2 separate regions of the Homo sapiens genome follow, and region 1 is linked to region 2. The links are chromatin loops, found by intact Hi-C in ENCODE. Cell type or tissue: endothelial cell of umbilical vein. All regions are shown on one strand. Each heading gives the region's core, and the rest is flanking DNA. Links, peaks and the distances in the headings are about the cores only. Region 1 overlaps GRM7 (glutamate metabotropic receptor 7). Region 2 overlaps GRM7 (glutamate metabotropic receptor 7).

Region 1 (16,431 bases), core at 4,998-12,997, 160 kb before region 2:
CTACCATGTTGGGGAAGTGCAGCTCTGAATAGTGATTATGTCAAGGACATGTTCCATGGGAGAGGCAGCATAGTGTCGTGGAAATCCAACCTCTCCCATTATGATCGCTGGGATCTTAGCTTTGTTAGACAAGTCTCTGTGCCTCAGTTTCCACACAAAACAAAGTCCAAGTAACAAAACTTACTTGCATGAAATATTAGTAAGATATAACATGAGTGAAACAGGCTTTCTCAAGGTCCAGCACTTATAGATACTCTATGACTATTAGTTAAACATATATATATGTACATATATATTTTTTATTATATATGTTTTATGCTGTTCAAGCGATTTTCCCACCTCAGTCTCTACTCTAGCTAGATCTACAGGCCCATGTACCATCCCTGGCTAATATTAATATTTTTATTGAGGCCACACCTCGCTTTGTTGCCCAGGCTGGTCTAGAACTCCTGGCCTCTAGCAATCATCCCACCTCAGCCTCCCAGAGCACTGGGATTACAGATGTGAGCTATTTATTATCATTATTATTATTATTATTTTGAGATGGAGTTTCATTCTTGTTGCCCAGGCTGGAGTGCAATGGTGCGATCTCGGCTCACTGCAACCTCTGCCTCCAGGGTTCAAGCGATTCTTCTGCCTCAGTCTCCCAAGTAGCTAGGATTACAGGTGCCCGCCACCATACCTGGCCATTTTTTTTTTTTTTTTTTGTATTTTTAGTAGAGACAGGGTTTCACCATGTTGGCCAGGGTGGTCTCGAACTCCTAACCTCAGGTGATCCGCCTGCCTCGGCCTCCCAAAGTGCTGGGATTACAGGCTTGAGCCACCATGCCCAGCCGGTATGAGCTATTTTAATGAGCATGACATAGAGAATTTGGAGTAAACCTAAGCTTCCTTAAGTGAGATAGTGAACTAATGATTTCAGCTTTCTGAGTTTGTGACCTCATTTGTAAAATGGAGATTATAATTCCTGCCCTGCCTATTTTAGGATGTTGCCAAACTCTGAAACTGTGACCTCCTAAGTGTTTCTTTAGTTTATTTCCTTTTCTTCACCCACAGTGACTGCCTCATTTTTCAGGTGGATGATACATCAGCTTCCTAGCAGATCTCCTTGCCTTCACTCTTCTCAAATATGAACTGTGCATCATGACTTGAATTTGAAATGTGATTTCCATATTCTCTATCACTAAACAATCAAGTCCATACTGCTCAGAATGGTAACCAAGGCCAAACCATAAACTGGCTCTCATTTAAACATCCCCTTTTTTTTTTTTTTTTTTTTTGAGATGGAGTCTCACTCTGGTCACCCAGGCCAAAGTGCAGTAGTATGATCTCGGCTCACCGCAACCTCTGCCTCCCAGGTTCAAGCTATTCTCCTGCCTCAGCCTCCTGAGTGGCTGGGACTACAGGCGTGCGCTTCCATGCCCCGCTAATTTTTGTATTTTTTAGTAGAGATGGGGTTTTACCATATTGGCCAGGCTGGTCTCGAACTCCTGACCTTGTGATCCACCCACATCAGCCTCCCAAAGTGCTGGGATTACAGGCGTGAGCCACCGTGCCCGGCCCCCTTCTTTACATATGTTTCCTTCTCTGAATTTACTCTTGGGCTTCCCCAGACTTCATGTCATTCCCCTATCACATGCCCATGCCCTGCTCTTTCTCACCTCCATGGGCTTTGCTGTTCCTGTGCCTGCACTTTTCTCTTTTGCTCCACCTCCATCCAACCCCAATCTCTGGATTGATTAATTCTTCATATGCCCCTCCCTGCAAAACTACACCCTTGCCCCTAATTCTAGGTTCATCCTCCTCTATTTTAGCACTCACTCAAGCAAAATAACCTCAGAAAAATGTCCTTGCCTATGACTTCCTTTAGCCTAATTCCCAAACCAGAGTGAGTCTCCAGCCTCTCCCAGGTGCAGCTCTTTTACTGAACACATGCTGATGTTGGGCTTTTCTTCTTCCTTATATCTGCGTTCCCTACTAGACCAACATCTCCCTGAGAGGAAAGCATATATTTCACTTGCTTTATAACCCAAGTGACTATGAGTTACAGCTCAGAGAGCCTTATTGAGTAGATGATATTGTCCCAGGTATACCATGAAATCATGTAGGTGAAAGCATTTTCAAAATGGCAAAGTACTCCCGAGATATAAAGTGGCGATGTTTTAATTAAATTTTTCTGCTGACTTAGTGTCTGCATCATGCTGACCAACTTTATGACAAGCAGTGTTCTTACACCCATGGTTCTCGCTGACTGCATGTTTCTCACCATGTGGGCCAGACATCTTCATTTCAAACTGGATGTTGCCTCTCCTCTCTGTATTCTCACTTGCTAGTTTCTGCTCTGTGGCTGCAAGTACTCTGCTGACTGTCCACTCTTATAGATGCTATAATCCTCACACCGAGCTGTTCTCCTCGTGAATGCTATGCACCTACCCCACACCTATGCAAAATACCTTTGAGTTCCTTAAGGAAAACAGGTGAGGAACAAGCTAGGAGACCTGCTCCGTAGAGACTACCTGGTTATTTACCACAAAATATAAGTCTTCCTGAGAACACATATATGGAGCCTTCAACAATCTGTGGGTTGAGGTTAAGCAGCTTCAGGGGCACTCTAGACCAGAATTTTGCAATGTGCAGCTCTCAGGATGCATGTGACCCGCTGCCCTGAATGCATGTGTATGTCAATAAGTTTTATTGAACCATGCTCTTTTGCTTATGTATTGCTTATGGCTACTTTTGCCCTACAATATTGTACAAGAGACCGTGTGGCTTGTAATGCCTAAAATATTTACTATGTGGCTCTTTACAGAAAAGAAAATTGCTGACCTCTGTTCTGAGGCAGAACTACTGCCATTAGGAGCGGGAGAATTCTTTGCTGGGTAAGGGGACAAAGAGGGTTTTTCTGTACAATATGGGATATTTGGCAGCATCCCATGCCTCTGCCTACCAGTGCATCTACAGTAGTACCACCTCCCCATTTGTGACAACCAAAAATGTCACTAGACAATGCCAAACGTCCCCTGGGGGACGAAATCACTTTCAGTTGAGAACCACTGCTGGAGACAAAGTAGACCCAAATACACTTTAGAAGAAAGTAAGAAAAAAATCAATTATTGAAAAACATGAAGATGTCAGATGCACTAACTACTTATTTTTCTTTGGCAAACTCATTGCACAGATTTCACTGACCTAAATGTAATACTGTTCAATCTGCATGGTCAGGAGGGGAGAACATATTGAGATTTATTGGCTGGGTTCCTAATATTTTTTTTCCACCATAAATTCAAGTCAAATGTGTAGAGTGGAAGTGTGACCACAGGGGTGTTGAGCACAGCCTGTGTGACACTTGCCTGAACTAAGGGTAACTCTGAGACTTGTCAACATGCTACTCTGTAAGTGTGGGCACACTATTTTGTTTATCTGAAACTGAATCTTCTCTTTTGTAAAATGTTAGAATTAAGTGAGAGCATTGTTCTTCTAAACTGCTTAAGACAGCGTCTGGAATCAATAGTGGGTGCTTACGGGATATCAGTGATGAGAGTGGTGGTGATGGAGGTGGGAAGGAAGAAGAAAGGGGAGAGAAATAAGAAACTGATATTCACAAAGCACCCTGTGGAGTGTTAGAAAGAAACATTAAAATCATAATGTGTTAAGGTTGAAAAACCATTAAGGTGACCTCAGATGTTGATATCTTTGTGCTGTCTCCTGCAGGGATTGTTGGGCTTCTAGTCCCTGCAAGACATGAACTAAATCTATTAGTAAAAGACACCAATTCTTCAAGCAGCAACTTGGAAAGAACATAAAAATATTTACATAATGGGAAATTATATGAGTTCAAAATACTGAATACTAGTGTTCATAGAACATAAAAATCATGTATTTAGTCTTAAAGTTATTGGAGGTTACCACTTAGTTAACTAATCAGTGCTAAAAAGCCTTTGCAAAAAGATCCCTGATCTTTCCATGTATCTGTGGAAGCTGACACGGTGGTTCTCAGTCACATGGAACTTCTGTGCCTTTCATTTCCCAGAATGTAGTCACCAACATCTGTCCCCCGCTAGGAAGTCTCCCTGACCCCATCCCAATTCATGTAGTTTTATTGGAGCTGACTCTAATCTCATTTCTAGACAAAATTATATGACTTCAAAGCTAAGCCACTCCACACAGCCTCTTGGTGACTCGGTGTGGGATGGCTGCACAGCCCGGGAAGAGACAATACACTCCTAGATTTCTAGAGAAAAATATTCTTAGCTTCTAGTCCTCAAAGAAGAAGTTGTAGGGGCTGGAATGGCTACCTTGATTTTGGTACCACATGAGGTCTGAGTCTGAAATTTGAAAGAAAAAGGCAGAGATGAAAAATAAAGAAACACTGATGTTTTAAGATATTTTGTGTCTAGAATCTACCAAGCCTGAAAATAATTGGACATCTAGATATGTATACTAATATGAAGTAATATTTTTCTACTTGCATAAGCTAAACTGGGTCAGATTTTCTACCACTTGAAAGAAAGAAGTCCTAAGTATTACAACAGTCTTGGGAGTTAAGGGACTACTCTGTCATTCAGATGGAGCAACTACTAAGACGGCCTCTTCTTGAACTTCTCTTTATACAAAATGCCATGAGAAAATTCATGTTATGTTAGAATACTTTTTGTGACAAGAGAGGTTATATTTTAGAGACTTTTAAAAACCAGTTGTGTGTTTGGATAATATTGTATTAACTAACATTAGATATTAATATAATAAAATCTTAAAATATATACATTAATATCTAAACTTCTGATTTTTATTATGAAGACCCCCATGTCTACAATACCTGCTTTCAACACTTATCAGGATTTTGCCACATTTGATTCATCTATCTTTTAAAATTTTCTTTAAGCGTTTGAAAGAGAATCCCAGACATCCTACTTTTTCTCCCTCACATGTTTCAGTCAGCTTCTCCAAGAATCAACAATGTCATGCAATGCATGACTGCAATGCCATTATCACATCTAACAGAAACACTATCCAGCCCATTATCAAATTTCCTTGAGTGGCTAGAAAATACCTTTATAACGTCAGCTTTAAATAACACATATTAAGTGCCAGGCGTCTTCTGGGCATTTTATTAATTTTTATTTTTACTTTTTTTGAAGATGGAGTCTCGCTCTGTTGCTCGGGCTGGAGTGCAGTGGCGTGATGTTGGCTCACTGCAACCTCTGCCTCTCAGGTTCAAGCAATTCTCCTGCCTTAGTCTCCCAAGTAGCTGTAACTATAGGCACCTACGGCCATGCCAAGCTAATTTTTTTTGTATTTTAGTAGAGACTGGGTTTCACCATGTTGCCCAGGTTGCCCAGCTTGCCCATGCTGGTCTCAAACTCCTGAGCACAGGCACTTCAACCGCCTAGGCCTCCCAAAGTGCTAGGATTACAGGTGCGAGCCACCATGCCCAGACTCTTCTGTGAATTTTACAAGCGACATCATAACCACCTCTAAAGATCAGAGATGTTTAATGACTTGCCTAAGACTTACCAAACTAAATATCCTGAGCCTTAGTATGCTAACAATAACACCTCATTTCTTCCTAAACCTTTATTAGTAAAATCTGTATTCTTTAATTTCTTAAAAATTATGAAATCATGAGAATGTTTGGTTTTCCCTATATATTTTTTCTTATCTTTTTGGTGTAAAATTGACAAATGTTTTTATAAATCTATAAAGAATGCAAGTATGTTAATTTTCAGGGGAAAAAATATACCCTTAGTGGATATTTTAAATATAAAACCAACCACTTTTGGGAACATGTTTTACATATGTTCCTTCTGTTTGTAGGAATATGATGTTGTCCTACATCCTTGCTTGGCTCCTTCTTGCCATCTGTATTTTTAGTTGCCCAGGGTGCAGTATTCCCACAGAGGGTGAAGCTGATTATTCTTCCTTACCTGCTTCCTCAGGGTCATCTCAAACTCTGCCGCCTTCCCTTCATCATCACCCTGGGTCTCCAATTCTCCAAACCTTCTTACTACCTTTATTTTCCTCTGACAGATAACCCTGTAGCAAGGTAACTTGGATGTGTTTTTGTTGGTTCTACTCCATTTCGAAATGATATTTCAAAACTATTGAAAGCACTGGAACAATAGGCAGTTGTAGAATGGCTTGGCTTGGCTTGAAATATGGGAGGTCCATATTTAGTTGCTAGAAAAAAAAATGCTGGTGACATTTCAGGAGAAATAAAGAATTGTTCAGAGAAGTCTTGAGTGTGTCTTTCATGAATGAATAAAATGGTTTGAGTGACCTAGTTTGGCCATGCCCTCAAGTAGTTTTAACATTCCATTTTGGAATATCTGTGTTATTAAGGCAATGAGATTAATTTAGAACAATAAGAAAACACAGAAGTTATCCTCTGCGCATCATATTTAGTTCAGAGGACCAAAATTTGCTTTCTGTTCATAAGATATTTTGTGACACCAATCTATTGTGTCACCACAATATTTCAACTAGAGTTGAAATGTTGCATTTCCTGAGGGAGAGTGAATGAGTGCATCATTGGTTGATTCTGTACACATTTATTCTCTCTCAACCTTATTCTTTGGCTTGAGATTGAGCACATATTAGCAGTCTAAACAGCTTCTTTGGAAATCAATGAATTAACTGTTTGGCTATCAGAAACTGAAGCAAGGTGAGCAAGAAGGAGGTGATGAGGGCTCCAGGCCCTCCTAGCCTACCAGGTGGTAAAATACAGCCTTTTAAGACCTGCCCAATTTTGAACATTCTAACTATCCTGAAGGTAGCAAAGTTAAAACTCAAGGAATGTGTCCTCTGCACTCTGCCAGGTCATGAAGGTTCAGCACTGAGAAAAGAATTCCCTAAACCCCATTAGAACTGCTTAGCCAAATCAATTTCTGCTCCTCTGTTTACATATTCCTTCCAGTATATAACCCTGGAGAAACTGGTGTTTTTCATTGTAACATCCAAGTCTCTGAAAAATTTCTATTAAAATGGAGACTATAAAAGGAAGACCGTGTGTTTTGAAGTCATAAGTCAAGCAAAAATAAGGAATTATGATAAGAGAGGCATTATGGGGTGGAGGAAGTCAAATTTGGAAGCAGAAGAAATTTATCATTCTTCTCTTAGTTTCGTCAGTAGAGGGCTCAAAGCCAGTACTACCTTTCTCAAGTACATTTGAGTATCATCTACTTCCTTGACTTTATGCTATTATTTAGTTAGTTTTTTTTTGATGTTCAACTCTATTTTAAAATATTTTTATTCTTTTTATTTGTTGTATAACTTCATTTACATTATGTGGGGCTCTGAAGGCATGCAAATCTGGACAAAAATCCAGGCTTTTCTACTCAAAAGCTACACAATTTTGCACAGTTTATTCATTATTCATTCATTCTTTTCCCTACTCATTAATATATTCTGCCAGTATTTATTGAGTGATAATTAAGTCCTATATCATGTGCAGGTAATGGGGGTTACATTGGTGAATGAAACTCATCAAGGTCTCTATTCTTGGGGTTTATGGATCATTGGGGAGGCAAGCATTAAACATTTATACTAAGGTGTATATAAATATAAACTAAGTTTTCTAGAAAAAAGCAAAATATGATACATCAGTTGGTTCTATGAAAAGATGTATATCCAAAGAGCCGCCTGACCGTATTGAAGTATGGGATTAGTTGACCTCTATGAGCCTCCATTTCCTCATCTATACAGTGGGAATAATAATAGTGACTACACTATTGGTTTGTTGTGAACATTAAATGTGATAATGTAAATAACGTGCTTAGCAGAGTGCCTTGAAAATTGTAGGATCTCATTAATTTAAACATTTATTATTTTGGTTTTGATTATATCCTATCAATGTGATCTTAAAGTGATAATAATGGGAGAATCAATCATTTCTGAGTTGAAGGCACATTTAAGGTTACCTAGCTCAGGGTAAGTGGCCTTCATGTGTTAGGCAAACACTCTCACACACCACAGTGTTTTATGTGTGTGCATTTATTTCTAGGATGATGACCCATGGGTTACATAAAAATCATGTTTGTTTTATTTAAAGTCCATGACCCAAAATGAGTTAAGTCACTATCAAATGCTGTACCAGATAAAAAAAACCAACAGCCATTCATCAATAATATTTTATGAAATTCTTTATAATGATCCTTCTTTTCTCTCTGTCTCTAAAAAAAATTCTGCTTACCTTATGGCTTTTTTATTGGATCTTTTGGTGGATTTAGAGTCTTCTTACTATGAGTGAAAGCTGTTTATTTCTGTACCAAGTTGATGATAATTATCAGGTAATCTTATGAGCTTTGATTGCCTTTAGATTATCAGAGATTTTCCATGTATATAGGCCTATTAAATGGGAAGCATGAAGATTTTGTATCTTCATTTCTATTCCATGTCTCTTGTTACTTTTTCTTCTTTTGTTTTGATAGAGAAGCTCTTCATCATTGTGCAGAACAGGGCTGCGATGGTGTGTATCTTGGCTTTATTCCTGAAATTTACTGGGAATGCTCCTCAAACCATCAGAGTTTTATTACAGCAAGTAACAAAACCCATTTCTGACTCATTATGGGAATGTAAACTCTGCAAGGCATAAATGTTCATGTTTTGTTCCCTCATGTTTGAGTTCACTCTGAATAATAACTGGAACACTGAAGACACTTCATAAAAGCTTGTTGAATAAAAAGGGAAAACAATAGAATACATAGGAAGAGTAAGGATTGAAAGGAAAAAAATAAAGTAGTCTGATAGTGTGTTTATATATCTTGTTTAATTAGTTGAGATATGGGTAACCTAAAACAACATTTGAAGAAAGTTGGGCAAACTGCCCTCTTAGTTATATTAAGGAAGCAGACCTTGGAGATGGCAGAAATTAATGAGTCTGAATGCCAAACTACATTGCACAATCTCAGTAGGCTCTGGACTTTGGAACAGATCATTTACATCTCATTTCACACATACTTTGCTTAATACACTGGAGGCTGTACCCTTGCTATCCACAGACTGTGACTTCAAGGAGAGGAAATTGAGATTTTTTTCAACCGTACCAAGTGGGCCATGTGTTTGTATTGATTTTTCTCGTGCTCCTTAGCGAGTGATCCTGAATATCCTTACAACCCAGATCCACACTCTAGCCCCCACATCCAAATTTCAGAGTGAAGCTGTTGGGTGTCAAGACATTGATCCTGCAGGAAATATCGTATTCTCTTCTTTTTCATAGGTTCTCATGGAAAATGATTTAAGATGTTTAATTTAGATACAATAAATATCTGGATCCCTACAATTGCTGTTGCAGTTTCTTACACCTAAGAAGTGCTCAGACTATTGAGTGGGTACCTGTGTTTCATCTTTGTTTCTGGCTTTTAGGTTTATAGAACTGTGGTATCTGAAAGGAGATAATGAAAGTGGGGATGGACATAAAGATGGTTTATGGAGGGATAGAAATTAAGCTTTGTGATCCAAACAGATATTTAAAAATGAAACTTGTAGAGCAGTTTCATGTTATTAGGAAATAATACCTTGTATACATAGCCATGCCAAAAAATGACACAAAATCAGTTCTGTTTATATACATACTTCTCTATTGAATTATTACAGAGTAATATTTACCTATCAGATAAGATGCCCTAAAGACTAACAAACTTTAGTATATAACATTGAGATACACCATTAAGAGGCCCTTCAAAGGAAATGTCATAGATTCCACCCCCGCAACAGTCCACTTAAACTAATCTTCTGGCTTTCCCTGCTACACTGGAAGGCAAGGATATAAAAACAGAAACATCTGCATTCAAGTCATTCAAATATTAAGCCAAGGAAATATATAAAAATTGATCCATACCACCCTGGGGTATATGAAATCTATCTAAAGTTATTTTAATTAACGTTAATGTTTACTTTTTTACGTAGAACTATAATTTTCCTTGTCCCTCTTCAGCTTCGTGGAGTTTACCTTTTTAACCTAAGTATATTTAAAATTCTCACTAGGTAGAAACAAGCCATCTAAGTCATCTGGACCCTACTCTAAGGGTAAAATGAAATTTTAATGACATTTTAGGCCAAAAATAAATAATACATGTATTTATTTCTTTATTTAGGAGACAGAGTCCCACTCTCTTGGCCAGGCTGGAGTGCAGTGGCGCAATTTTGGCTCACCACAACCTCCACCTCCCGGGTTCAAGCGATTCTCGTGCCTCAGCCTCCTGAGTAGCTGGGACAGTAGGCACACGCCACTGTGCCTGGCTAATTTTTACATTTTTAGTAGAGACAGGGTTTCGCCATGTCAGCCAGGCTGGTCTCAAACTCCTGACCTCTGGTGACCTGCCCACCTTGACCCCCCAAAGTGCTGGGATTACAGGCATGAGGTACTGCACCTGGCCGAATAATACATTTGTATCAATTTTTGGAGTAATATAAATTAAATATTTGGATAATTGAAAAAACATCCACCAACATTTGGAATCTTTTAATTGTTGAAGTTTGTGCCAATGCTGTCCAATAGAAATATAATCCAATAATACATACAAATTAGTATTTTCTAGTAGCCATATTTTAAAAAGGTAAAAATAAATAGGTGAAATTAAGTTTATAATATATTTTATTTAACCCAATGTATCCCAAATATCATCTCAACATATAATCAAATAACATTATGAATGAGATACTTTACATTCTTTTTTTCATACTAAGTCTTCAAAATCTTGGATGTCTTCTACATTTAGAGCACCTTAAGTTGATCAAGACACGTTTCAGTTGTTCAACAGCCACACGGGGCTGGTGGCTATCAAGTCGAATACAGCAGGTGTACACACAGTCACAAATCAGTTTAGCTCTACCTGGCTACAGAGAGATTGGGGAGCTTTTACAAGGGCATCTATCAGCTTTGCCTGATCAAAAAAACTGGCCACACTTCCCCTCTCTCTTTCCTCCAAAAAGTGACAGAAACTTAAGAAATGTGCTATGGAGATCAAATATCTTACAAATACATTTTAAACAATAGATGTAATACTGGAAAAAAGATAACAATTTTACTTTCCTTTGTAAACTGCCTTTAAATGAAACATATTTCATGTGAAAAACTCCAAATAATATCCAGTGTTCACATTTTCCCTTAGGGCTAAAGAAAGAAATTAAAGCCTCCTTTTAAAATGTGCGAACAATAACTTGATAAGCCTTTCTCATCAAAATAAGGGAAAATGCATTTCCGGGAGATTAAGTCATTATATTTGACAATATAGAATGTGACTTATTTCTCTTAATATAATTTATATTTATTTAAAGGAGTATTTTAGACATATTGATAAAAAAGCACTTATTTGTGGAATCTTATTTCTATATGGATTTTTTTTTTTTTTTTTTTTTTTTTTTTTAAGACAGAGTCTCGCTCTGTCGCACAGGCTGGAGTGCAGTGGCGTGATCTTGGCTCACTGCAAGCTCTGCCTCCTCGGTTCACGCCATTCTCCTGCCTCAGCCTCTTGAGTAGCTGGGATTACAGGCGCTCACCACCACACCCAGCTAATTTTTTGTATTGCTAGTAGAGACAGGGTTTCACCATGTTATGCAGGATGGTCTCGATCTCCTGACCTCGTGATCCACGCACCTCGGCCTCCGAAAGTGCTGGGATTACAGGTGTGAGCCACTGCACCCGGCCCCTCTATGTGGATTTTTAAATACAGAAGTATCAAAGCAATAGATTTAACTTGTATAAATTAAATTATATGTACTTGGCAAAGTGGAATATAGAAAAATAAGTAGTAACTTTAACATATTTTGAGAATACTCTTCCATGTGTACACAAATGCATTGCAAGACATGAATAAAGACATTCTTAGCATTCTTGTTGGCAGAAGCCAAATATTAACAGTAACCTAATATTTCATCAGTGACAGAATGGTTAAAGATATTGTGGTATATTCGTATCTTGAAAACTACCAGCAATGACAATGAATGAATTCTAATGGAATGCATTCATAGGAATGATGCTTCATACTGAAACAAAGTGTTGACCAAGAGATGCAAAGCAAAACGTGCATACAGTCTGATTGCATTTACACTAAGTCAACAAATGTACTATACTGTTTAGCAATGTATACAATGGGCTTAAAGTATAAAGGAAAAAACAAAACAAAACAAAACATGGAGCTGATTACCATGCAAGCCAAAATAATGATTGAGGCAGGAATTTGATGGTAAAGGGGATAGCTCTTGTGTAGAAATCTATTTTTTTGATCTAGATGTTTGTTACATGGATGCTTTTAAAAACTTATTAATTATACCAGCAACTAAATTGTATGTAATTTTCAATTTTTAAAGTTCTTTTTTAATGTTTTTAAAAAATTTTAGATTCGGGAGTTCCTTTGCAGGTTTGTTGCATGGGTATATTACGTGATGCTTAGGTTTGGGCTTCTAATGTACCTGTCGCCAAAGTAGCATGCATAGTAGCCAATAGTTAGATGTTCAACCCTTGTCCCATTTCCATCCTCCCCGCTTTTGGAATCTCCAGTGTCTATTGTTCTCATCTTTCTGTTCATGTTTACCCAATGTTTAGCTCCCACTTATAAGTGAGAATATGTGGTATTTGGTTTTCTGTTTCTGTATTAATTCGCTTAGGATACTGGCCTCCAACTGCATTCATGTTACTGCAAAGGACATGATTTCATTCTTCTTTATGGCTACATAGTATTCCATGGTGTATATGTACCACATCATCCAATTCACCATTAATGGGAACCTATACAGATTGCATGACCCTGCTATTGTTAATAATGCTGTGATAAACATTCAAGTGCGGGTGTCTTTTGGGTTGAACGATTTATTTTCCTTTGGGCATACACCCAGTAATTGGGACTATTTGGTCAAATGGTAATTCTGTTTCTTGTCCTTTGAGATTTTCAAGCTACTTTCCACAGTGGCTGAGCTAATTTACATTCTCACCAATGGTGCGTAAGTGTTCCCTTTTCTCTGCAACCTCGCTAACATCTGTTATGTTTTGATTTTTCAATAAAAGTCATTCTGATGGGTGTGAGATTGTATTTCATTGTGGTTTTTATTTGCATTTATCTAATGATTACTGATTTTGAGCATTTTTTATAAGTTTATTGGCCATGTTTATGTCTTCCTTTGAGAAACAGACATTTCTCAAAAGAAGTCCTTTGACTTCTTTTTAAAGGTCACCATTTAATGGTTATTTGTTTTTTTCTTGTTGATTTATTTAAGTTCCTCATACATTCTGGATATTAGTCCTCTGTTCGATGCATAGTTTCCAAATATTTTCTCCCATTTTATAGGTTGCCTGTTTACTCTGTTGATAGTTTCTTTTGTGGGGCAGAAGCTCTTTAGTTTAATTAAGTCCCATTTGTCTATTTTTAAATTTTGTTCCATTTCCTTTTGGGGTTTTCATCATGAATTCTTGGCCTAGGCCAATGCCTAGAAGAGTTTTCCCTAGGTTACTCTCTTAGATTTTTATAGATTTAAGTCTTACTTTTAAGTCTTTAATTCATCTTGAGTTAATTTTTGTGATGGTGAGAGATAGGGATCAAGTTTCATTCTGCTACATTTGGTTATTCACTTTCCCTTGTACCATTAATTGACTAGGATATATTTTCTCTATTGTTTATTTGCTGACTTTGTCAAAGATCAATTAGTTGTAGGTGTGCAGCTTTATTTCGGGGGTCTGTATTCTGTTCCATTGGTCTAAGTGTTTATTTTTGTACCAGTACCATGCTGTTTTGGTTACTGTAGCCTTGTAGGATAACTTGAAGCCAGTTAATGTGATGCCTACAGCTTTATTCTTTTTGCTTAGGATTGCCGTGGCTATTCAGGCTCTTTTTTGGTTTTATATGAATTTTAGGATAGTTTTTTTCCTAATTCTGTGAAAAATGATGTTGATAAATTGGTAGGAACTATGGTAAATTTGTAGATTGCTTTGGGCAGTTAGGAGATTTTAACAATATTGATTCTTACAACCTATGAGCATGGAATGATTTTCCATTTGTTTGTGTCATCTATGATTTCCTTAAGCAGTGTTTTATAGTTTTCCTCATATAGATCTTTTATCTCCTTTCTTAGATATATTCCTAGGTATCTTATTGTTTTCGTGGCCATTATAAATGGAATTGTGTTCTTGATGTCTTTCTCAGCTTGAATGTTATTGGTGGATAGAAATTCTACTACTTTTTGTATGTTGATATTGTATTCTGAGAGATTACTGAAGTCATTTATCAGGTCTAAGAGCCTTTTGGCACAGTCTTAAGGGTTTTCTAGGCATAGAATCATATCATCAGTGAAGAGAAAGAGTTTGACTTCCTCCTTTTCCTACTTGGATGCCTTTTGTTTCTTTCTCTTGCCTGATCACTCTGGCTGGGACTTCCGGATGTGCTGCTGGGTTCAGTTTGCTAGTATTTTGTTAAGGATTTTTGGGTTTATGTTCATCAGTGACATTGGCCTGTAGTTTAACTTTTTGTTGTTTTCTTGCCAAATTTTGGTATCAGAATGACACTAGTTTTGTAAAATGAGTTAGGGAGAAGTCTCTCCTTCTCAATTTTTTGGATTATTTTCAGTAGGGATGGTACCAATTCTTCTATGGACATCTCATAGAATTTGGCTATGAATCTGTCTGGTCCAAGGCTTTTTTTGGTTCATAGATTTTTTAGTACTGCTTCAATTTTATTACTCGTTGATCTGTTCGGGATTTCTGTTTATTCCTGGTTCAATTTTAAGAGGTTGTGTGTTTCTAGATATTTATCTATTTCCTTTAGATTTTCTTTGTGTACATAGAGATGTTCATAGTAGTCTCTGAAGACCTTTTATATTTCTTTGTGTGCTTTTTGAGTATTCTTTTTTCTTTGTTAATCAGGCTATCAATCTTGTTTATACTTTTAAAGAAGCAATTTTTCATTTTATTGATCCTTTGTATGGTCACAATTCCATTTAGTTCTCTTCTGATGGTAGTTATTTCTTTTCTTTTGCTAGCTTTGGGATTAGTTTGTTCTATTTTTCCAGTTCCTTTAAATGTGAATTTAGGTTGTCAGTTTGAGATATTTCTATATTCTTAATGTAGGCTTTTAGTGCTGTAAACTTTCCTCTTAATGCCACTTTTGCCACATACCAGAGGTTTCAGTGTGTTGTGTTTCTATTTTCATTTGTCTTAAACAATTTTTATCTCTGCCTTAATTTCCTTGTTTACCCATAAGTCATTCAATAGCAAGCTATTTAGTTTCTATGAATTTGTGTGGTTTTGAGAGTTCCTCTTGGTATTGATTTTGGTATTTATTGCATTGTGGTCTGAAAAGATGCTTGATGGGATTTTGATTTTTTGAACTTATTGAGAATTGCTTTATGACTGAGAAAATGGTAAATATTAGAATATGTTTTATGTGCAGATGAGAAGTTATATTCTGGTTGTTGGGTGGAATATTCTGTAGGTATTTATTAGGTTCAATTGGTCAAGTGAGAAATTTAGAATTTGTTAGTTCTCTGCTTTGATTATTTGTCTAATGCTTTGATGGGTGTGTTGAAGTTTCCCACTCTTATTTTGTGGCTATGGAAGTCTTTTCTTAGGTATAAACATAATTGTTTTATAAGTCCAGGTGCTCCAATGTTGGATGTGTGTACATTTTGGATAGTTAAGTCTTCTTGTTGAATTACAGAGTTTATTATAATACCCTTCTTTGTCCTTTTTTTCTGTTATTGGTTTAAAGTCTATTTTATATGATAAAAGAATCACAACCCCTACTGTTTTTGTTTTATATTTGCATGATAAATCTTCATCCCTTTACTCTGAGTCTATGAGTGTCATTATATGTGAGATGGATGTCTTGAAGGGGCATGAATCTTGTTTTTTTTTTAATCCAATTTGCCACTCTATTTTTAAGGGGAGTGTTTTGATTGTTTGCATTCAAAGTTAATATTGATATGTGAGGCTTTGTTCTTGTCATGGTGTTGTTAGTACTTGTTTCATAGCATTGATCATGTGGTTACTTTTCAGTATTGATTGCTTGTGCAGTTGGCTTCCATGGGCTATGTGCCTGCATGTAGCTAGTACTGTTTTTACATTTTCATGTTTATAAGTTTCTTAAGCATCTCTTGTTGGATGGGTCTGGTGGTGATTAATTCCCCTAGTGATTGCTTGTCTGGGAAATATTTTATTTCTCCTTCATTTATGAAGCTTAATTTGGTGGGATATTAAATTCTCAGCTGGCATTTTTTTCTTTAAGAATGCTAAAAATGCGCCCCCAATCTCTTCTGGATTGTAAGGTTTCTGCTGAGAAGTCCACCGTTATTCTGATGGGTTTATGTTTATAGGTAACATGACCATTTTCTCCAGCTGCTTTAAGGTTTTTTTGTGTGTTGACCTTGGATAGTTTGATCATTATGTGCCTTGGGGTTGATTGTCTTGTATCTCACAGGGGTTCTCTGGATATTTTATATCTGCATGTT
Region 2 (16,431 bases), core at 3,850-11,849:
CTGCATTTTATTTTATTTTTATTATTATTTTTTGAGACGAAGTTTCAGTTTTGTTGCCCAGGCTGGAGTGCAATGACACAATTTCAGCTCACTGCAACCTCTACCTCCCAGATTCAAGTGATTCTCCTGCCTCAGCCTCCTGAGAAGCTGGGATTACAAGAGTGCGCAACCACGCCCAGCTAATTTTTGTATTTTTTTAGTAGAGATGGAGTTTCACCATGTTGGCCAGCCTGGTCTCAAACTCCAGACCTCAGGTGATCTGCACGCCTCAGCCTCCCAAAGTGCTGGGATTACGGGCATGAGCCACAATGTTCGGCCCGTTACTGTATTTTGATACTCATGACTTTGTCTATGGCCTGCTTTAGCTGTTCCTGCTCCTGGGCTACAAACAACCATACCAGGCCAGGGAATCTGCATCAGCAAAACTCTCTCTTTTCACAAGGATGAAAAACATCAAGGTTTAATGTAATCAGAAGTCTTTTTTGGTGAAAGCTTATAGAGATGTTGGCAGTTTTAAAATATTAGTAAAATTGTATTCAAATCAGTAAACATCACTGAGTGCCTGCAAGTTGTCTGAGTATTATAGCAATATGCTGTACCACAGCCACCAAAAAAAAATGATAAAAAGCATGTACAACTAAACACAGTTTAATCGGTTTTTGAAGATTCAGAAGGCATATTGGCTGTTTCGCAGGTGCAACCTATCATGGATCTTGTTATTTCTGTTTTTGTTAAAATCAAGTGAACAGATGCCAGATAAACTTATGTTATTAAGCAGGTTATCAGAATAGGGACTTGGTAGAGAGGATGTGATTTCGTGCTGGACTGCAACTAGTAAGAGAAAATCCAAATTCTTACTGCACTGTGCATTTATGTTTCTGAGAGGAACTCTCAGCAGCCCCACACCAAAATTAACTGTCCCTTTGCCAAATGATGCAAAATTTGGTTCCTCTTCATGGACCTCTAAAATTAACTTTCAGATGATTGATTCTTATAGATGAGATCTGGGATTCTAAATACCCAAAGGTAATAGACCATGTCTCTTGAGGTGATTTATCGTACCCAGATCAGAAGAGAACTGTGAGACTACAATAGCTGGGTGGGCTATACCACTCTCCACCAAACCCTCATCCTAGCATTTATTCCCCAGCCTCTGGCAAGGCTTTATGAGTTTCTTAAAAAATGTCACGAGAACAGCGTGCGTAATTCCATGAAAAAGATGTGCTTTTCACCTGACGATCAGGAAGTTCTTCTAAACATTTTGCTGAAGTTCTCCGTGCTTTCTTTAAAACCAATCTCTCAGCCAGGTGTGGTGGCTCACGCCTGTAATCCCAGCACTTTGGGAGGCCGAGGTGGGTGGATCATGAGGTCCGGAGTTCAAGACTAGCCTGGCAAAAGATGGTGAAACCCCGTCTCTACTAAAAATACAAAAATTATCCAGGCATGGTGGCAGGTGCCTGTAATCCCAGCTACTCAGGAAGCTGAGGCAGGGAATTGCTTGAACCTGGGAGGTGGAGGTTGCAGTGAGTTGAGATCGCGCCACTGCACTCCAGCCTGGGCGACAGAGCAAGACTCTGTCTCAAAAAAAAAAAAAAAAAAAAAAGTCTCTCACTCATCACAGACAACCTGGGAAAAGCAGACCACTGAAATGCAGAAGGAGGAGTTAAAGTCTTTAAACACTAGGGTTCTTTTAACTTCAAGAGTTCATGGGAATTGTAAATGATATTGGCACTGAATTGAATTTCAAAGGTGTCTTGTATTACTGAATCATTAAAATATTGTGTGTATGTCTGTGGCACACTAAAGAAATACTCTCTGTATGGACTTTCCTTGACTTCATCAGTAATAACAAGGCTAACCAGTAATTTAGAAAGTACTTTTATTTCTATTATATTAAATGTTCCTTTTAATAACTTTGCAAAATAGATTTTATTATAATTCCATTATAAAAATAAGATCATGTTTTTAATCAAAAGACAGACTATAACAAGTATTGACAAGAATGTGGAGAAATCATAATTCACATATGTCACTGTGGGAATGCCACATTGAACGGTTGCTTTAGGAAACAGTTTTATATTTTTTCAAAATGTTAAAAATGGGATAACCAGATGACCCAGCAACTCCATTCTTAGGTATCTACCCAAGAGAATTGAAAGCATATGTCCACACAAGACTTGGACATAAATGTTCACAGCACCATTATTTATAATAGCCAAAGAGTGGAAATTACCCAGTTGTTCATCAACTGATGAGTGAAGAAGTAAAATGTAGCATATTCATTCAATGAAATACTTGATGGTAAAAAAGGAATGATCCAATAATGCATGCTTCAGTAGGAATTATACTTGAAAACATTATGCTAAGTGAAAGTAGCTAGATACCCAAAAAACATATATGAATTCATTCATATAAAATGTCCAAATAGGCAAATCCATAAAGACAGTAGATTAGTGGTTGGCAGGACTAAGGTGAAATGAGAATGGGAAGTGACTGCTAATGAATATGGGGTTTTCTTTGCAGTGATGAAATGTTCTAAAATTAGATAGTAGTGATGGTGCATAACTTTGGAAATACTTTAAGCCACTGACTTACATCTTTTAAAATGGCAGATTTGATGTATGTGATTTATATATCAATTACAAAAAGATATGTAAAGAAGACAAAATAGACTCCCTGAGAAATTATTTAATTCATCCAGCAAGTGATATCCATTGGCAGAAGAATGGATCATTACAAATTTGCAGTATATTCAGACACTGGAATAATACACAGCAGTAAAAAGGAAAGAATGATAGGTATAGGCAAGGGCATAGATGAATCTTTAAAACATAATATTCATTAGAAGAAAAAGCAAGTTGAAGAAGTACATATAGATTATTCAATATGTTAATAAAGCTTGGAAACAAATTCACAGATATGTTTGTATGTAAAAAGTATGTATATTTAAAATAAAACCAAGGGTTGGTGATTACAGTGATATGGGGGCCAGGAAAAGTCAGGAGTTTGGCAATATTCAGGTTCTTAAATTAAGTGTAAATATGCTAGAGATCAACCTTTATCATGCTTCATTTCATAGTGTACTTTTTTTTGCATGCAGATGTAATATGGCATTAGGTGAAACCATGTAAAAATGCTATTTTTCTTAGTCAAAATAGTCAAATACCAGAAATTACATATTATTCAAACTTTTTTTTAAGTAAGAAGAATAGAAATTTGGAGCCAAACTTATACTAAATTCAACTCGGGGCATGATTTTGGGGCCGTATTTTATACCACGCTTTGTTAGATTTTGGTGGGAGTGAGATTAAAATAGTAGTAATATTTGCAAGAATGGCTCATTTTTATTAGATGTGAATTATGTACCAGGCACTAAGTAAATTTTTACAGCAACTCTGTATGATTCACAGTTTACAGAGAAAATCTAAGCTTCAGTTTTAAGAACTTACCCAAAGTGACTGTGAGTGGGTTAGTGGTAGTTTACATGTGTTTTCCACTGTCTTCTGTAGAAAACTGGCTCCAACATAAAAAACCTAACTGGCCCTTTCTCTCCATTTGTATTGTGACAACCTTAATCCAATCGACGATCTCAGCTACTACAAATCTCCAGTGTTCCCTTGGCTGCCTTGGCTTGCCTTCAATCACTTAGAATGAAATCTGCATTTCTTACTGGTGTCTTCAAGGCTGCAATAGTTTCCTGGGGCTGTTGTCACACAGTACCACAAATTGGAGGGGCTTAAAGCATATACATGTATTATTTCACAATTCTCAAGGCTAGAAGTCCCAAATCAAGAGCATTGCCATACTCTATCAGAAACTCACGGTAGAAATCTTCCTTGCCTCTTCCTAGCTTTTGGGGTGGCTGAAAATCCTTGGCATTCTCTGGCTCACAGCTGCATCCTGGCACCCTCTGCCTCCAGCATCTTATGGCGTTCTCCCTGTGTGTCTGTCTCTTTGTCTCTATTTTCTCTTTTTATGAGGACACTAGTCATATTGCATTAGAACCTACCCTAATGAAGTATGACCTCATTGTAACTGCATTACTCCTGCAAATACCCTATTTCCAAATAAAGTCACATTCTGAAGTACTGGGAGTAAGTAATTCAACATGTCTTTTTGCAGGACACAATTCAACCCATAACAAATACCTCTCAAGACCTTCTCAGCTGTCTATGATCCAGTGCTTTTCTCCCCGCTCCATCATTGTCCTGATCTTCTCTCAGTTTCTGAAGCAGCCTTGTTAGTTTCTACCACATGGTCTTTAAACCTGCTGCTCTCAGCCTGGAATAATGCACTTCCATGGACTTCCTATAGCCTGCTCCCTCTCTGTCTTTGGGTCTTAATTTAAGATTTCACCTCCTCTGAGATGTGTTTTCTATTCCACCCTTTCTTAAGCATGTCTTTATTCTACTTTTTCATTCTTTTTCTTTTTAATTCCCTGAGTTTCATGCATAGCAATTTTTTTTTTTTTTTTTGACAGAGTCTCACTCTGTCGCCAGACTGGAGTGCAGTCACACAATCTTGGCTCACTGCAAACTTCACCTCCCGGGTTCAAGCGAATCTCCTGCCTCAGCCTCCCAAATAGCTGGGACTACAGGCACATGCCACCACGCCAGGCCAATTTTTGTATTTTTAGTAGAGACAGGTTTTCACCACGTTGGCCAGGATGGTCTTGATCTTCTGACCTCGTGATCTGCCTGCCTCGGCCTCCCAAAATTCTGGGATTACAGGCGTGAGCCACTGCACCCAGCCCATGCGTAGCAATTTTTAGTTATAAATAAATTATAAATTTGTTTGTAAATATTTCATTATCGACTTGCGTACTTTCTGCTCTCCATCCTCCCACCCTCGCCATACCCTCAAACATAAACTCTATGAAGGGCTGGTATCCTGACTCTCTGGTTCCCCACAATTGCAGCACAGTGCTTGTCACATAGTGCTTATCACAAGAAGTTTTTATTTGAATGGACGAATGAATGAACAAATGAATGAATGAATAAGCCAGAAGCAATTATGGTGTGTCCTATCTGAAACATACATCCCTATTAGGGAGTCAGTTTTACAATAACTGGTTTAGAGCCGAGAGGTTAATAGGAGACAGCACTAAATTTTACCACTTACTGTGTGCCTACTGCAAGGTACTTGACTCTTCTAAGTCTCGATTACATTGTCTGTCAAACAGGGTTCATCACAGTACCAATTTGGCTCAGTAAATTAGGAGGAGGTGAAGTAGCCAGGGCACAAGTGGTGGTGGAGATGACAATGAGGGGAATATTTGGCAATGTATCAGAAAGCAAAGATATAAGATGGGCTGGCCAGGAAGTTCCCAAAGGACCAATCCTGTCTTATGCAGCTTCTGTGCCTGCTCTGAAAACCTGGAGGACAGCATCATCCTGAGGCCACGTTTTCACTTTCCAGCCACGCATTCAGCTAATTGCTTTGGCAGCAATTCTGCCACCAGGCTGCAGGCCTGGAAACCTGCCCCTTTCAGATAATAGTTCACATCCTTGAAGTGAAAAGACGGCAGTCCATGAACTGGGAAAGATCCATACTTCTGATTTTATGGAGTAAAACTTAGCAAGAAGTTGTGAAGGAAGATTTTGTCAGAATTTAATAGGAGGAGAGAATTCTATAGATAGACCTTTCCAAAGCAATAAATCAACATGAAAACCTGTAGCCATGGTGAGCGCTTGCCTCAAGGGACAGAAAACAAAGTACAAGTCTGGGGATGGTGCTGCACTTGAGTTACCTTTAAATGAGAGGCACAGTTTCATCCCCGGGCTTATACTGACCCAGTAAAAGCTGAGTCTGAGCGTACTCCCTGGGCAAGAAAAATAGATTTTCCTTAATCAGAGCTTTTCACTATTAAAAGGCAGTTGTATAAGTTCCACAATTATGTCAGGAAATCTAGACATAAAGCTCTTGATTGATTTCAAGCCAGGAGGGACCTAGTTCATTGTTTGGTACCCAGAGAAGACAAATGAGATAGGACCCCAGTACTACTGCTTCTAAGAAAAGAGAGCATGCTCACGCTTAGGCGTAAATCATGTGGAAAGAGCCCTGGGTTTATTTTATTTTTACTTTTTTCTTAAGAGACAGGGTCTCACTCTGTCACCCAAGTGGAATGCAGTGGCAGGTAGCTCACTGCAGACTCGAACTCCGGGGCTCAAGGGAAGCTCCTGCCTTAGCCTCTTGAGTAATTGGAACTATGGTGTGCACCACCATGCCTGGCTAATTTTTAAATTTCTTGAGAGATGAGGTCTTGCTATGTTATCTAGTCTCAAATTCCTGGCTTCAAGTCATCCTCCCTCCTCAGCCTCGCAAAGCACCGGGATTATAAATTAGGAGGAGGTAAAGTAGCACCCAACCTGCAGGGCCCTGGGTTTGAAGTCAGATTTGCCTCTGACTTACTGGATGGGAGATCCTGGGTAGTTCCCAGCCTGGCTAAGCCCTATGTCCCATCTGTAAATCAAAGTTGCTGATATTCCAAGAATCCCTTCAGGTGGCAAACTAAGATCACTCCCAAGTCTCGACTTATACAGGACTCACAGCTACCTGTTTTCATTGGTTACTGTACCTCTTTGAGTCTAATAATCATGCTATTTTTATGTTGTCTCTTTCCTCCTTAGACAAGTATTTCTTTACTTTTTTTCAATACTGCCCCTTAAGTATTTTTGACACTTTTTTCTCTAATTGTTCTCCCCTCTCCTTATGATTTAAATACCACAGATATCAATTTGTATATCAATTTCTGCAATGTGATTCCTTGGAAGGGCATAAAGCATTGTAAGTTCTAAAAATTTTCGAACCTCTAAAATCAATTTTTGCCCCCTTAGGGGCATTATCACTCCTTGTTAAAAAATGCATGCTTAATACTGCAAGTTATATGTCAACAGGAAATATGTATCTTGTTTGAACAGTATCCTTAGCACATGGCACATAAGAAATGCAGTGGTATTTATTGGATGGGTGACTGAGTGAATCAATTGATGGATTGAGGATTAACAGAGTCATGTAAAAAAATTGCTTAGTCTTATTCCTGCTACAGAGCAAGTAGAAAATATATATTTGCTTCCACTTCTGAAACTTGTCAAAACCTTTCAGTAGCATTGATCAAAATTATTTCAGAGATTTATTTTCCTCTTTTTATCTCTAACCTAACTGTCGACACACTGAGTGCACAGGCCAATGCCTGATACTCTGTGTACTCTGTACTACGTTAAGTATTTAATGAATGAATAAATGAAAGGAAGAATTAAAATGTAGGGTTTAACTCATCCTTGATCGGAACAATTCCAAGAGTCTAGTGCTTGCCCCACTAGCGAAGGAGACATGATACCTTTGCTCACAGGCACCATTTCTGTCTCATTACAGTGATTTTGTTCTGCTACCTGAAAGCCCTCTGTAGGCAAAAGAGAAAGCAACCTTGCACAATGCAGTAGTGGCTTATTCAGCTTGTTTTTTAACCAGAAAGTCTTTGTGATAAGAATCCTATTACTTTGCAAAAAGAGAGCTTTGCCTCAGGAATGTGAACACGAGAAGAATGAGGTCTAGCAAATTGAATATATGGAGGTAGAATTCAGCCAAGGAGATGACTTGGGGCAAGGAGGGTAGTGATTGAGAGAAAGAAGAAGGCAATTTTGAGGGTCTGGAAAGGTTCTATTTCCTGATCTGTGTGCTGATTATATGGGTGTGCTCACTTTGTAATAATTCACAAGCTATACACTTAAAATTTGTGTATTTTTCTAGAGGCACAATTAAAAGAAAGAATAATGAGGCCAACAAACTTAACCTTTTGAAAATCAGACACTCAGGCTAGTCAATTTTCTTCTCTGAGCCTCAATTTCTTCCTAATAATAGTACTTACTTCTCAGGTTTGATGTGAGTATTAAATACAGTATATAAATTACTTAGTGTAGTGCCTGGTTCATTATTTATCAGTTATTACTAATTAGTTATTATTATCATTAACTCAGCCCAAATTTATTAAAACCATACTAAAAGTGTCCATTACTTTTAATTCATATGCAAGGAGTCTAAATTCAGAAAACGGTAAAATGAGGACACTCCCCTATCCTCTCATATTTCATCATAAAAATTTTCAGATACACAGAAAAGTTGGAAAGAATGGTAGAGTCAATGCTCCTAGAGTCACCATCTGCATTCTATGCCTAACATTTTGCTAGATTTGCTTCATTGCATAGCCATCCATCTATCCCTCCCTCAGGGACTTCTGTTACGGACACCTGACCATGGCAGTAGGATGGGGACTACTAAGGAAAACAATTGTGCTAGTTTCAGGAAGTCTCTGGCCGAACTTACCCAATGGAGCCACCTTGTGTTGAATAATTCAAGTCTTCATATTCATACTTCTCAGCAGTCCAGAAACAAGATAACTTGCCGTAGGAGAAGCAGGTAACACAGCGTCAAGGCTGCTATGCCCTACAGAGAAGCAAGTGAAAAACAAAGCCTTCTCCTGACCTTGGCTTGCCCAAGAGAATATGCAGCAGATGTAAATTCCTCCCAAGAGTTTTTAAATTCATAAATTAACACTGACTTTGAATTAGTCATATTTTCCACTGAATGGATACAGAAAAGCCTAGAGTTTTTTTTTTTCTTACAGACAAGCTGAGTTTCCATATTCTAGTTTTTCTGTAACAACTATGTAGCATTTGCACAATAAGAGCATTTGTTTTGGTTCCTGCTTTAATAAATCGTGGTTCTGCTTTAATGAACAAAACCAAATAATTTGTAATTGGTCCATTAATTATCTGCATGTAAATGCCGATGTTAGAGTAACTTAATAAGCCATTGAAAAAGCATTCTTGTTTGCCAGTTGAGTTATACTCTATTTAGTAAACAGCTCTTTTTTGGGAGGTGGGATGCTTGTTTTCTTTTGTTTTGAAGCAGGGAGGCCTTGGGAAACTAAATCAGAACGCAATCTGAATCCTACAGAACCCCCAAGGCCTAAACTAGGACGGGAGGGCTCCATGAAAATTCAATTAATTGAAGTGTTAACTAATGAACCCGTCCTATGCCAGATCCATGAGAAAGCCCCGGCACAGTGGCCTTTCTCAGCACAGCCCCCAGAGAGTGAATTCTTTTTTTTTTTTTTTTTTTTTTTTTTTTTTGAGACGGAGTCTCACTCTGTCGCCCAGGCTGGAGTGCAGTGGCGTAATCTCGCCTCACTGCAAGCTCCACCCCCCGGGTTCACGCCATTCTCCTGCCTCAGCCTCCCAAGTAGCTGGGACTACAGGCGCCCGCCGCCACGCCTGGCTAATTTTTTGTATTTTTAGTAGAGATGGGGTTTCACTGTGTTAGCCAGGATGGTCTCGATCTCCTGACCTCGTGATCTGCCCGCCTCGGCCTCCCAAAGTGCTGGGATTACAGGCGTGGGCCACCGCAAGGCCAAGAGTGAATTATTAATAGCTAGAAGAGTGCTAAACTTTGGGGCACGTAAGAATGTGCTATGGTGCTTCCAAAAAAATCCTATTGCCCAGGTCCAACACCTTATCAATTAAATCAGAAAGTCCAGGTCAGGGTGTGTGCCAGATATCAGTAATTTTTAAAGATCCCCAGATAATTCCAGTATGTAGCAAAATTTGGATAATGGTGGCCTATAAAATGATCCTTTTACCCATCTGACTCTCCCATGTACAAAAGGAAAAAATAGCCAAGCAAAATAACGAAAGCAAAGAAACAGATAAAAGAATAAATTCTCCCCTAATCTATCATCATAAGAAGTGTCATTCCTTTGGATATTTAAAATACAGTGGACTCAACAGCAAGTGAATCATTTCACTAACTGGAGATCCTTTCCAGAAGAACTTGTTTGGAACAGAGAGAGGACTGACTATGGATTCTGAAATGAAGCCCAAAAAAGGCAGAGTGGTGGCCATGAATGGGGAAAGAAGACAAGGCAGGCAAGGACAAGTTTGGATCTTGAACAGTTGGCCAACACTGCTGGCACCCAAGAGTATAACTGCTGTAGTTTGGATGTTTGTCTCCTCCAAATATGATGTTGAAATTTGATCCCAGACACTGGAAGTGAGGCCTAATGGGAAGCATTTGGGTCATAGGTGAAGGTTCCTCATGAATGTCTTCGTGCCATCCTCTAGGTAATGAGTGAATGTCAGCTCTATTAGGTCCCATGAGAGCTGGTTGTTAAGAAAAACCTGGCACCTCCTAAGTCTCTCTCTTGCTCCCTCTCTTACCATGGGACCTCTCCACACTCCAGCTCCGCTTTGCCTTCTGCCCTGAGTGGAAGCAGCCTGAGGCCTTCACCAGAAGCCAAGCAGGTGCTAGTGCCCTGCTTCTGGTATAGCCTACAGAATGATGGGCTAAATAAACCTCTTTATAAATTTCCCAGCCTCAGGTGTTTCTCTATAGCAACACAAACAGACTAAGACAATGTCTGAAAGAAATATTTGTGAGGGAAAATCCAGACTATATTTTAATGGAAAATCTCAGGCAAAATGCCTCTTCTAGAAATAGGAAAAATGTGTTTTCTGGGGAGGGTGGGAAGCAGAGCCATCTGTTACACCATCTAAAGATGTTTTTGGTTCTTCTTCCAATTGTGATCCCCTAGGACTACCTCCCATTTATCTAACTCAATGTAAATCATCTCCTACAGCCATTTTGAAGCACTAGTGTGTGGGCATTCAGGAAGAGGCAAGTGTATGGCTTTGGTTGCAGTTCTGGGTGTGCCCCTTTTCTAAGAACTTTGAGCCTCACTCTCTGCATTTTGTGGTGGAACTAATATTTGAAGCTTTTCAAAGTGAATGCAAAGATTAAATAAAATCAGGACACTTTTCACAGAGCCTAGAACTCTGCAGGACTCAATGCATGGTGGTGGTTATTATTCACTGTACCTGTCTGGGGTGTCTTACTCAGTTTTCCCAAAGTTTTCTTGGTAAGTAGAGTAGAGAGAGAGAGTATGTATCCTTGAGGAGAGATTTGGATCTGGCAGTAGTAGGCTGGACCTATCTCTTACCATCACATGCCAGCCTATGAGAGAGCTAACTATTAGAATTTTACAAATGTTATGAGTCAGTTTATAAAAACAACCATTATTAAAATTAAATAATACAAACTTACATTCAATACATTAAATTAAAAGCAAAAGCAATAAATACTTAAAACTCATCACTTCCTAATTATTTCACTACATTTTACTGCTTTCTTTTCATCTGAGTTTATTTGTATCTGTTGGGTCTGTATGGTGGAAATACTGTATAATTGTATGCTACATTGCCTCATAATATCACATAGGCACCTTAAAATCAATCATAGTGTTTATAGTATGGAAATCAAGAAATGCTGCAAATCAAGGTGTTTTTATTTTTGTGTTTTCTGTCAGATAACTGGTTGTAAACATTTACCACTATACCTCTGAGCCTGTATGTGGGGAGAGGGAGAAGAGATGAGTGCAACTGAAGCACCTTAACTATTATCAGGAAAGACATCAATAGGTTACGACTTGGAAGATTTTCCCAAAAGTTACCTAGAAAACCACATGGGAAGAAAAAACTTCTCCCCGTATCTTTTTCAAAATAGGCAAGATGCTGAAAAAGAAAATCCAGCAACTAGCCAGAGTCCATGCTCTATTTTCTAAAGGCAAAATCAGGTCTGTTTTCACAAGTGACAGTGAGGCCAGAAGATTTTGAAATCGCTTGTGAAAATACGAGAAGACAAACTTTCCCAATTCTGAAAATTGACCTTGTAGAAAAGATATGCATCTGTAATGCTTGTGTTTTATGAATTTAATTTCAAAGGAAATGTATTCAAATGGTCCAAAAAACCAGAAGGTATAGAAAGCTATGAAATGAACACATCTGTCCTCTTTCTGATACCCACACCACCAGTATCACTGCTGCTCTTTTTATATATCCTTCCAGTTTCTTTTTGCATATCCAAGTAAATAAAATTTGGATTTTTACCACCATCATCCTCCCCCTCTTTACATAAAGTATAGTGTAATATAGTTATTGTCCTTTAGCTTGGCTCCCCCACCCCCACTTAGTAATGGATTTAAGTGCTGTCCATGTAAGTGCAGAGAGCTTTTCCATTTTTTAAGAATTGGGTAACTGCCCAGAGGCCAAAAAAAAACCTAAAAGGTAGAAAGCAACTTCCAAACTCATTTCTAGCCACTTTCTCTCCTCCTCCTCCTCTCCCAACCCCCTCCTCCCCCTCCTCTTCTTCCTCTCCCTCCTCCCTCCCTTCCTGTCTTCCTCCCTTTCACCTTCCCTCCTCCCTTCTCCCTCCCTCCTTCCTTCCTTTCTCTCTCTTCCTTTTGCTTGCTTTCTTTCTTTTCTCTCTCTCTCCCTCCCTCCCTCCCTCCCTTCCTTTCTTCCTTTCTTCCTTTCTCTCCCTCTCTCCTTTCTTTCCTTCCTTTCCTTTCTCTCCTCCTCTTCCTTCTTATTCTTCTTCTTCCTTTTTTTCTTCTCCCTTTTCTTCTCTCTCTCTCTCTCTCTCTCTCTCTCTCTGTGTGTGTGTGTGTGTGTGTGTGTGTGTGTGTGTGTGTGTATTTTCTCCTTCCACCACACTGAGGCCTCCTCACCTCACATGAGCCAACTGGGCTTCCTGCTTTCTCCAGACCTTTCTTTGCTGTGTATGCTTTTTCTGAAATGCCCTGGATCACCCAGCAAACTCAGGTACGCTGGTGTTTGGTCTATAGCTGTGGTGTGTGGCAAGACTACCAGATCTGTAGTTGGATGGTGCGTACTCAAATCCCAGCTCCCTTGCTTACATGCTCCTTCAGTCTCAATTGACTTAATCTTTAATTTCTCTAAGCCCCACTCTCCTACTCAATAAAATGTGGAAGCAGTATTTCACAGTGGATATTAATGTGGGTTTTAGAGTTAGAAATATCAGGGTTAGAATCCCCATTCATCTTCCTATGGGTTAGTTAACTAGGTAAATTACTTAGTGATTCTTAGCTTTGTTATCACATTTATAAAATATGAAAAATACTCCATCAATTTTTCAAATTTCTGCATGTCTTATGAATAATAAATTCAGCTTTTGTTTCAAAACTCCATCTTTCCAAGAATATTTATATAGCACACACTGTGGAAAATAGAGGCAAGTTTCTCCTTAAGGGGCAGAGGAAAATTTGTTTTCTGCTCAGGATAATAAAAATAATGCCCACATTAAAAATTGAAGAGTTTTGCATACAGACCCCTTATAAAATAATGAGGTTTCCTAAACTCAGGGTTTTTCACGTGTAAAACAACCTACAGGTTGTACAGCATGCATCTGGACCTTTTTCACACCCTGTGGGAATTGAGACTTTGGAAACCAAGACAAATGATGTGACTGGCTATTGCTATTCCTGTGAGTAGTAGACTGTCCTTTGTCTCTGACCTAGGAGTCTTGTGTCTTCTTCCAACATTCATGAGACTGTGCAAGCTAACTTGTTAGTGTACAAGTAGGGTAAAATCCCAGATCCTTTACAATTCTTGACATTTACTTCATATATTTGTTGTAATAAATATAACATATTAATATATAAAATTATATATATTTTTATATATAAAGCACATATGACAATGCTTCTGCCTAGTCCATAATAGTTGCACAATAAATGAGAGCTATAAATATCAATTTTTCTTATTTTTTCCTGGGTCAGAGGATTGCCTGGGAAGTCAATAAAAGTATAAATGTGAATGATATTATCACAGTGCCTGGTACATGGTAGGCTCGTGTATTAGTCCATTTTCTTACTGCTATAAAGAACTCCCTGAGACTGGGTAATTTATTAAGGAAAGAAGTTTAATTGACTCACTGAGCAAGGCTGGGGAGGCTTCAGGAGACTTACAATACTGTCAAATGGCAAAGAGGAAGCAAGGCATCTTCTTCACAAGGTGGCAGGAAAGAGAAGTGCTGAGTGAAGTGGGGAAGAGCCCCTTATAAAACCATCACATCTCATGAGAACTTGCCCACTATCATGAGAACAGCATGGGAGAAACCACTCCCATAATTCAATTAACTCCACCTGATCTCTCCCTTGAAACCTTTTGCCAAAATGAAGGGGCTACAGGCCCCATGTAAGTCTGAAATCCAGCCAGGCAGTCAAATCTTAAAGCTCCAGAATGATCTCTTTTGACTCCATGTCTCACATTCAGGTCACACTGATGCAAGAAGTTGGTTCTCACAGTCTTGGGCAGCTCCACCCCTGTAGCTTTGTAGGGTACAGCCCCACTCCTGGTTGCTTTCATCGGCTGGTGTTGAGTGTCTGTGGCTTTTCCAGGCACACAATGCAAACTGTTGGTTGATCTACCATTCTGGGCTCTGGAAGACAGCGATCCTCTTCTCACAGCTCCACTGGGCAGTGCCACAATGGGGACTCTGTGTGGGGGCTCTAACCCCACATTTCTCTTCTGCACTGCCCTAGCAGAGGTCATTCATGAGGGCTCCACTCCTATAGCAAACTTCTGCCTGGACTTCCAGGTGTTTCCATATATCCTCTGAAATCTAGATGGAGGATCCCAAACCTCAGTTCTTGACTACCATGCACCCGCAGGCCCAACATCATGTGGAAGCTGCCAAGGCTTGGGGCTTGCACCCTCTGAAGCAGCAGTGTGAGTTGTACATTGGACCCTTTTAGTCACAGCTGGGATGCAGGGCACCAAGTCCTGAGACTGTGCAAAGCAGCGAGGCCCGGGGCCTAGCCCAGAAAACCATTTTTCCTCTTAGGCCTCTGGGCCAGTGATGGGAGAAGTTGCTGTGAAGACCTCTGACACGCCCTGGAAACATTTTCCACATTGTCTTGGTGATTTACATTTGGCTTCTAGTTACTTATGCAAATTTCTGCAGCTGCCTTGAATTTCTCCTCAGAAAATGGGTTTCTCTTTCCTTGTAATCAGGCTGCAAATTTTTCAAACTTTTATGCTCTACTTCCCTTTTAAACATAAGTTCCAATTCCAAACCATCTCTTGAATGCATAGAACCAAATGCTTTGAAGCGCACCCAAGTCACGTCTTGAATGCTTTGCTGCTTATAAATTTCTTCTTCCGGATACTCTAAGTCATCTCTCTCAAGTGCAAAATTTCACAGATCTCTAGGACAGGGGCAAAATGCTCCCAGTCTCTTTGCTAAAGCATAGCAAGGGTCACCTTTGATCCAATTCCCAACAAGTTCCTCATCTCTATCTGAGACCACTTGAGCCTGGACTTCATTGTCCATATCACTGTCAGCAGATTTGTCAAAGCTATTCAACAAGTCTCTAGGAAGTTCCAAACTTTCCCACATTTTCCTATCTTCTCCTGAGCCCTCCAAACTGTTCCAACCTCTGCCTGTTATCCAGTTCCAAAGTTGCTTCCACAATTTCAAGTGTCTGTATAGCAGCACCCCATTCCTGGTACCAATTTATTGTATTAGTTCATTTTCATATGGCCATAAAGAACTTCCCGAGACTGGGTAATTTATATAGGAAAGAGGCTTAATTGACTCACAGTTCAGCATGGCTGGGGAGGCCTCAAGAGACTTACAATTATGGTGGAAGGTGAAGAGGGAGCACAAGGCATCTTCTTCATAAGGTGTCAGAAAGGAAAAGTGCCAAGAGAAGGGGAGAAAAGCCTCCTATAAAACCATCAGATCTCATGAGAATGTACTTACTCTCCTGAGAACAGCATGGGGGAAATCACCCTCTGATTCATTTACCTCCACCTGGTCTCTCCCTTGACACGTGAGGATTATGGGGATTATTGGGATTACAATTCGATATGAGATTTGAATGGGGACACAAAGCCTAACCCATATCAGTTCTTACCTAGGAAATCTTTCTTTTCATTTATTGTATCTTCTTGAAGAAGCTGTGATAGCAGGAAGGGACATGGACATATTATAAATGTAGATTAAGTTCCCAATTTGTTTTCAAGAACTCAACTAATGGGGGGTAGCTCCATAGGGCAGGGGTAAAGGGTCTCATGTCTCAGTGCAGCGTTCTAGTGCCCCACCCTCTGTGCAAAGCTATGAAGCAAAGCTATGACGAAGCTATGCAAAGTAGAACGTTGCTAGATCCAGAAACATAATTTGGTCCTGCATTCTAATTCCATAGAAATACCTATCATGGAGAAGAATATATACAGTCCTTGAACCTAAAGCTTTTATTTAAGAATATGCTTGTAGATGCTGGCACTCCTGATTATTGAACCTAAACCCTGTTTAAAGTAGCCACATCACACTGGGGAGGAAACTCTTTGTGTATGCCCATTCACTTTGTTGCATTGGCTTCCATCTTCCCAACAATCATGTAACAAATATCGCTACACGGGCACTTCAGGCTGGACTCTTGCTAGTCGCTTGCTATGGTGGTAGATGAAACAGACTCAGTCACTCCCCTTAGAAGCTTACAGTTGAGCAAATGTGACAACATCGAATGAGTAATGTACAATAAAGTACAAGTGTAATTGTAATCAGTGCTATGGA

The links. Hi-C counts contacts between places; a loop is a spot of excess contacts. Peaks named below come from ENCODE experiments on the same cell type or tissue, not always from the same donor. Only the 100,000 strongest peaks of a DNase experiment are listed, where the experiment ranks them.
Region 1: a loop joins it to region 2, with 3 times the contacts of the local background. A loop is called at or near these places in 2 of 110 quality-filtered maps.

What each region holds. Positions count from the first base shown.
Region 1 is chr3:7,373,956-7,390,386 of GRCh38, forward strand. The region is part of intron 4 of GRM7 (glutamate metabotropic receptor 7); the gene reads left to right. Among named protein-coding and RNA genes, the nearest start is that of GRM7-AS1, 150 kb to the right of the region's middle. In endothelial cell of umbilical vein, for the core only: no CTCF peak of the experiment used is centred there; DNase peaks (open chromatin) are centred at 8,526 and 8,876; H3K27ac peaks cover 871 bases.
Region 2 is chr3:7,538,094-7,554,524 of GRCh38, forward strand. The region is part of intron 7 of GRM7 (glutamate metabotropic receptor 7); the gene reads left to right. Among named protein-coding and RNA genes, the nearest start is that of GRM7-AS1, 11 kb to the left of the region's middle. In endothelial cell of umbilical vein, for the core only: a CTCF peak has its summit at 8,348 (motif pointing left); DNase peaks (open chromatin) are centred at 5,428 and 8,338.